Linked DNA regions of Mus musculus: regions 1 and 3 are each linked to region 2. Evidence: chromatin loops called from intact Hi-C (ENCODE). Cell type or tissue: left cerebral cortex. All regions are shown on one strand. Region 1 has its middle 1.7 kb from the start of Cxcl14. Region 2 overlaps Gm46418 (a long non-coding RNA gene). Region 3 holds the start of Gm32003 (a long non-coding RNA gene).

The links. A loop is a pair of places that touch in the nucleus more often than their neighbours do. Peaks named below come from ENCODE experiments on the same cell type or tissue, not always from the same donor. Only the 100,000 strongest peaks of a DNase experiment are listed, where the experiment ranks them.
Region 1: it touches region 2 in a loop (4-fold over the local background); 22 of 42 quality-filtered maps call a loop at or near these places.
Region 3: a loop joins it to region 2, with 2.6 times the contacts of the local background. A loop is called at or near these places in 2 of 42 quality-filtered maps.

Annotation. Positions count from the first base shown.
Region 1 is chr13:56,296,967-56,299,466 of GRCm38, forward strand. No RefSeq gene overlaps it. Among named protein-coding and RNA genes, the nearest start is that of Cxcl14, 1.7 kb to the left of the region's middle. In left cerebral cortex, a CTCF peak has its summit at 1,249; no DNase peak of the experiment used is centred here.
Region 2 is chr13:56,421,424-56,423,923 of GRCm38, forward strand. It overlaps Gm46418 (a long non-coding RNA gene), which reads left to right. Exons shown (of 7, transcript XR_003950506.1): 7 at 1,178-2,389. Among named protein-coding and RNA genes, the nearest start is that of Gm3045, 3.9 kb to the right of the region's middle. In left cerebral cortex, a CTCF peak has its summit at 1,091 (motif pointing left); a DNase peak (open chromatin) is centred at 1,091.
Region 3 is chr13:56,343,794-56,346,293 of GRCm38, forward strand. It overlaps Gm32003 (a long non-coding RNA gene), which reads left to right and starts at 1,967. Exons shown (of 3, transcript XR_382481.2): 1 at 1,967-2,041. In left cerebral cortex, no CTCF peak of the experiment used is centred here; a DNase peak (open chromatin) is centred at 1,446.

The sequences.
Region 1 (2,500 bases), 120 kb before region 2:
CAAGTGGTGAGGGCTAAGCAACTCCTAGGAGGGGTCTATAGTATGATGTTCATGTGTGACTATCTAGGGGCTGTGAAGAAACCGGGGTACTTGTCATATACATTCATAAGAATCTGTAGGGCCAGGTAGAGCTCAGTAGGCAGCTATGACCATGGTAACAGGAGGGAGGCCGCCCCACCTTGTGAACATTGCACCAGACGGTGGTGGATGTAATTCCACCCTACCCCTCTATTCGCCAGCACACGGCTCTCCATTAAACGGCTTCCGTTTACTCTCTGTAAACCTGTGGGTTGTCATAGTGCCCATCCAAGGCACCTGTGAGAAGGACATACGATCATACAGAGCAGTTGTCAGGATGCAGGACACCATGCTCAGACGATGGTACTTAGGGGCATCATTTTGTGTATATATTTTATTCGTCACTTTGACTGGGGCAACTTCCCTCAAATTGGTACTTTTAAGTTGTTCATTCGCCAGGGCAGAAACAGGCACAGTGAGGAAGAAACATCTCACCCAAGGTTTTAGAACCAGGAAGCAGGTGACTAAGCCAGGAGGGCCTATGGATATGTGACTGCAGAGTAGGACCACTCTACTGTCTTCAAGCCCCTGCATTCTGGTGAAGTGCTGCTTTGACCCAGTGACAGGGTCCAGGTATCTTAGGCTCACAGAGGGCTAGCCTTGGCTCCCAGACTATGGTTTGCACCTTGCTGTGTTGTTAGCCTGGAAGCTCCTAGGGGTGCGAGTACCCAGAGGGGCTTCTGGGTGGGTGGGGGAGTGGTAGTTGGCTAACTGCAGAATCTGTACTTTCTCTTTTCTTCTCTTCTGTGTGCCTCTAGGGGAAGCTGTGCTTAAAGAGCAAGCAGAACCCACACCCGCCATTTCACCTGTCCTTAAAGTCACAATGGCATTGGGACACTGGGCTCAGCAGAGGGAATGCAAGATAATTTTTGCCATTTATTACACTAAAAGATTAAAATTTGGGCTAGACCCAGGTTTAATTCCCAGCCCCGACAATTGTCTGTAATTCCAGTTCCTGGGGATCTGACACCCTCACACAGACATACCTGCAGGCAGAACACCAATTTATACACAATAAAAGTACATATATTTTTAAAAAGATTAAAAATTGTTTCATGTATAGCAGCATGGGTTTATTTCAGAAATATAAGAAAACTGGCAGTTTTATCCACTCAGAGGTCTGCACCAAGATGAAAACAGCACCACCTTTGGAGCTTGAATGCATGCGCACAGCTAAGAGCCCCTGTACGTCTGGTGTGATGATCTGCCTGTTGTAGCATTCTTCATGTCTCTTTAAAAAAATGATGTTATTCAAAACCAAGAAGTCTGTGTCTGACATCAGTTGATCTGCATGTGACTTTGAGCAAATGACTCTTATGCCTTAGTCGTCCTCTTCTGTGAGAGGGGATGATAATGGTACTTCCAGCACAGCGAGGAAGAAAGTCTAACAATGGCTGTCTCCCAATGGAAAGCCCGAGAAGCCAATCGCTGTTCAGTCTGTGAGGCTGGATGTCTCAGCTAATCTTTAGTACTCATCAGAATCCCAAAGAAGGCTCTAATACCTGCCTCAGCAGCAGGTTATAACTTGGCCGTGAGAAAAGCAGGCCGAAGGCAAAAGCGCCTTTCTTCCATGTCTTTTATGTAGGCTGCCATGAGAGGGCGTGGCCCAGATTTAGGCCGGGTCTTCTGACCCCAAATGATCTGGATTTAAGATGTGTCTTCCTACCGCAAATGATCCAATTAACTAAAAAATCACTCACAGCTATTCCTAGCTGTTTGGGTTTTTAATTAATTCCAGATGTAGTCAAGTTGACAACGGAGAATAGCCATCACAGGGAGGAAACTACACCTGAGAATTTGGTTACCTTTTTCTTTTTACACTCGCTGAGCACCGGCTATGGGCCAGGCTCAGTGCAGGCACTGGGGACTTACCTGTTCCCAGGAGAGGGTCTAAGCGCCCACCACAATTGTGAGATAACTGTGTAAATTCCTCAGAGGTAGACACCACAAAGAAGCTAGTACCGTGTGTGTGATGTGATTCTGGGCAGAAGTAGGGAAGCCTTTCCAGATGAAGCGATCACCAGCTGGGCTGGCTGCGGAGGATAAGATGGCCGACGGGAAGAAGGCCATTCCTACCTCAGAGCCCTGGCTGAGTGCCCAACAGTGACTATTCTCTATGGCCAGCCATCATCCTTCCCCCTGCCTTGGAGACCCTGCCTTGCCTTATCTCTCCGGCTGCAGTGTTCCCAGCTGGGGATCTACGCCCTCCTGCCCTCACCCTCCTCATCCTCCCTGCTCATGTCCACCCCTCAGACTCAAGCACTCCAAGTTCTCTGGCAGCCCAGTTGCAGTTGCTCTCTGTGCCATGACCATTTTTAGGCACAGCGCTCGCTACCATGGCAGACAGCGTTGCTTTCATGTTCGTTGTGGGTGTACTGTAGGGGAACTTCTCAGCCACCTACATCTTCAGTGAGCCTCTGAG
Region 2 (2,500 bases):
TCATTTGACCCATGCATGGCCCAGAACTCTCTCTGGTTCCTTTGCCTTGCCTAAGAATCTTAGAGAACCTCCTTGGCCAACTCTCCCTTAGTAAGTGGAAAGTTCTATTAATTTCCCTGACCGTAAACACAGGTCTGTGTTGTTCTTTTCATGTCATGTGGTGTGATATGAGTACAGCTTCATTTCTCTAACTCATCTCCCCCCTCCCAATCCCCGTTATTGACAACACCATCATCAATAACCTGCCTCTGAAAACATTCCGCCATTTCCAAAGGAGACACAGCTGAACTGTGTAGACTTTTTCAGTTTCATGACCCCTGAGGGACACATGGTTTCCCGGATGGAGCTGCTGAGTCCAGAGCTGCGGCTAGTCGTCCTTGAGAACGAGCAGACAGGTCTCCGTACTGCCCCACGATGCAGAGCAGATAGGAAATGGATCCATTGTCTCTTCTTTCTGGAAGATTCTCACCATCCTTTGGCCTACCTGTTCTCTGGATAGCTGCCTGTCCTCTCTGGAACAGAGGGGCTCCCAGGGTCTGAGCTCCTACCTCCATCACAGCAAAGGCTCTCCCAGCCCTGAGGAGCCTGTGACTACTTTAAGAAAATCCTTCCAGGGCTTCAAAGAGTAACAGGATAGCTTTCTGGAATGCTTGTTAAAATTCTTGAATATGTTTAAGGGATTTACATGTTCAAAGAGAGAATGCTTTCTGTTTGATGTTGACAAAAAGACGCGCCCCCCCCCTTTCCTGTGAATTTAAATAATTTGCCTGATTTCGGTGCGGAAGACCACAAGACTCTGTTCTCAGTGGTCGAGATGTGGTATTTGTTAGAAGACACCCCACTCCCAATCCCCCACCCCGTGACTAACTGCAGGGGAAGATGTGTGTAAATGATTCGGAAATATGTTTTCAAACAAACGGCCATCTGAAAGTTGTCAGCTGGGAGGAAAATGGCGCCACCCTTGCATAAAGAGATTTGGTTTCTCTGAAACAATCACACACAAAGAAACAGAAATATCATCTTAAGTAATCATTAATGACGACCCAATAGGGACCTTCCAGAATAAATGGAAATCAGTCGCCCCCTTGTGGACAAGGCGGTAAGTACTGAGTTCTGAGGGAACTGTGGTATATGTACTCTTACACATCTGGCTGATTCCGACGCCCTTTACCTACAGGGTCCCTGGCACACGGCTCTGAGATGGTGAAGAATTGAAATGCTACTAAAGCCCCTCCCTGAGCAAGAAAATCTTGGCAGGATGACGCCAGAAGCATGGGGAGGGGAAGGCTCTGCTCCTGATGGACCACGGTGAGCCTTGATGCTGTCCAAACAGGTTCTGCCAAACCCCAGGAGCGGCTTCTGGGCAAACATGGGACTAGCACCGGGACTGGCACGTGAAGGCGAATGCAAAGGGTTTGGGAGATATTTTTTTCTCCCAACAAGGAAGCAGGCCGCTGTTGATTTCCCCCTGAGGGGCCGGAAGTGCACTGCAGCAGTGTTCCGGTGGGCTGCTGGGCCTGGGTCTCCTCCTCCGAGCCCTGCATCCTGGGGACCAGTGCTTGTGCATTTGTCCCACAGAGATACTGTGACTGCAGCCAGCCCTGCAGCATCCCGCAGACCCCAGCCTTCAGAGTCTGTCTCCTCCAACCCTGCCTGCGCCCAGCAGCGCGGACCACGTGCTCCCGAAAATCAGGAGTTTCAAGCTTTCAACCTTTGCTGTTATTCATCGTGGGGCCAGGGTCCCTCCTACCCACAATGTGTACTCTCTGGGCAGAGAACAGGATTCCTGGCAAACAGAAGCTGGGAGCGCAGCCTGGAGTGCGGTGTCTCCAGATCTGACTCTGACCCTGGGATTCAGGATGTTCATATGAACATGTACGTTAAGTGAATCCTTGGCGTAGGCTTCTGTAGTGGGCCGTGGGTCCACCATTGTGCAACCCCCGCATAAGTCTTTTCCTATCTCTTGGCTGTTTGCAGGGATGAACTGGCACGATTTAAGTAAAAACAAACTGAACTTCATTAAAAAAACAAAAAAAGTAAACTTTTGTTTCCCAGAAAGTCCTCAATAACAACATTAGGAAGGCATTCCTAAGAAGAAAATATTCACAATGCAAATGTTCGACAAGGGGCTTGTATCCTGCATATATAAGGAGTGTTTGCTATGCAACAACAAGAACAGGCAAAAATGAGGATAAGATGATAATATAAGCTCCTGACAGCCCAGTCCTACTGTGACTGGAAATTCTAAATAGAACATACAAGCTGCTATGTGAGAACTCTAAAAGGTGAGTGAATGCAGATTGGGGGGGCGGGGGAGAGAAAAATCTGTGAGCAGCCATGTGCTCCTCCCTCCTCCCTCACCCTGCTCTTTCCTTGTCTGGTCCTCCCTCACCCCCTCTGTTCCTCCTCCTCTTTTCTTCCTCTTCCTCACTCCCCTGTCTTCTTCTGTTTTTCTTCCTTCTCATGGAAACAGCAGAGGCAAAAGGATACAGCACAAGGG
Region 3 (2,500 bases), 78 kb before region 2:
GAGATTTACCCTTGGATTTTTTTATATAATATGCAAACCATAAATATCTAAATTAAAGGATTAATTAGATCCTTTTTTTAAAGATCAGACATAAGACAAGAATGCCCACCCCTAGGCTCCTACTCAACACCACAGCGGTGCTCTTAGGCACTTGAATTTCAGGTGTCAGTTGGCAACTGGATTTAAAAATTGAAGATTTGGGGAATAAGAGCTTGGAGAGACAGATTTTAGGAAATGGAGAAAAGGTGTGGGTGGATGAGATCCGGAAGAAGAGCTGAAGGAAGGGAAGGCCTAGGCCTGAGGGTGAGGCTGTGTGGTCACTGAGACACAGTTGACCACCGTTTCTGTGAATGTGAAAGGAGGGGCCTCCTGGGCCTACACTGTGCTGTGTGCTCCATAGAGAGCACTGTCTCCCCCTGAGCAATGAGAGGCGAGGCTGACCACTTCCACGTTCAGCAGGTGGCACTTCTGTGGAACGCCAGGGCTGTCTCCTCCGGTGGCTGTGGATGCTTTATTACTTGGTCCAGTCCCCAGGCAGGGCCTGCTGTGCTCTGGAGTTCTGTAGAAACAGGAATGCTAGAATCACCGCGTCTACAACATGCTGTCAGCCTTGGCGTTCTTGTTGATGTTCCGTTTTTCTCTCGCCCACCCCCCCAACACCCCAGCCTCAGGAAGATGAAAACTCGGGGCACTTCACATGGCCTTAGGATATTGATGACAACTGTAAAAGATGGAGCCAGATGGATTTAAATTTTTCTCCTGAAGACAAAACATAGCTTGCCTCCGCTAAGATCTTATCTATTTAATGAGCAGAGGCAGTATAATTAAGGCTTTTTCTCCAAGGCTGTAGACGTGCCAGGCCTGCTGGAAACTTTGTTTGGTTTTCATAAATCAACTCTATTTGGGCCTGAACGTACTCAGGGCCCGGTTCTACCCTGCGTTCATGGAGGTTGTCATAACGGCGTCTTGTTTTCTCACAGTTAACCTATCCTTGATCACAGGGAAACATCTTGGATGCTGTTGACCATGGCTGGATGGCCACGCTTAAGGCAAAGGCAGACCATGGGATGAAGGAGTGTGGCTGGCCAGTGGGTGGGGTGAGGGGCCTTACCAGGGTTCTGAGAATGAGTCCTCTATCTCTGAGGACCTGGCACTGACCTGTGTGGGGCAGCCCTTGGCCAGTGAATAGTCCTCACTTTGGTGACTTTCTTGGCTCTGTTGGATATAAGAGGTCTGAAAGTTTCCCCAAGAGCCTTGTGAATTAAATACATTTGCGATTTGTATTCTAAACAAGCTTGCGTGGACTAAATATGCTGGCTGTATTGTTTTCTTGGCTCTTATTCATTTGTTAATAATGTGTTGTTTTTTTGGGAAATAGCCCTCACTCTGTTGGCTCAGAAGAGGAATCCAAGGGAAATGTCATGCTGAATCCTGTGCTAGAATTCAAAGCAACACGTGTGCAGGAGTGATCTGGTCAAACAAGGATATGGTTTCCTAAATGGGTGGATCCAGACAGAAGGTGGACCATGGATGGTAGATGCTGCTTCAAATATGGCTTCTGATGAGCACATTGAATGGAGCAAGGGATCACAGGACCCACGGACTCTGGAGGACACATAGCTGTGACCTCTGAAAGGGAATCAAGGGAGGGGATGGTCCTACAAATCCTGACCCTGTGGCATACAAGCAGGAAGAGGGTCCAGATGATGCTCGGAGAGTTTTGGGTTTGCTGAGTGGGCTCGGCCCATCACATGTGTCAGCATCCGGTCAAAGATCACAGCACACACTTGCTGGACTTCGATGTCTCATTCTGAACTGGGTTCTTTATACAGCCACAGCTGCTCAATTATGTTCTGAGTTGTTTCCTGATGGGCAGTGGGGACAAGTTGAGAACAGCTGCAGCCGGAAGAGGAGAGAAAGAGGAGGAGGAGGAGGAGGAGGAGGAGGAGGAGGAGGAGGAGGAGGAGGAGGAGGAGCCTGTGTCCTCCTGCATTTGTGGCCTTGCCCATCATGGAGCTAAACTTGCAGAGCTTGGAAGGAGGTAGGAGCTGAGTTTCCAGGCTCTTCCATGGTGACCCTCTTAGCACAGGGCATGACTGCTCCTGTAGGAGTTTTCTGGCCTTGGGTATAGAAGAAGGTGGAAGCCTGGCCTGGTCTGCCTCTCACAGTGGTGGTGTGGCTGAGTGGTAATGTTTCTGCACATAAGCTCATGTCCCATTACAACCCATCTATCTGGGCCTTACCTTTCTGCATACTCAGAGTGGGGTGACTCACCCTCTGCTAATTGTCAGAGAGGTAAGGGCAAACAGTAGCTCATTGTTGAAGGCTGACGTCTCAAGAGAAGGTCCAGTCTTACACCGTCAACGTTTGTGGAGCAATTGCTGACGTGGGATCCATGTTCTTTCTGTGGGACCACACAGGTTTGAGCCTTGGGAAATTTCTAGTTAGTAGACAGCAAGTCCACGAGGTCACACAAGTTCCCAGGCAGTAACCAGCATTT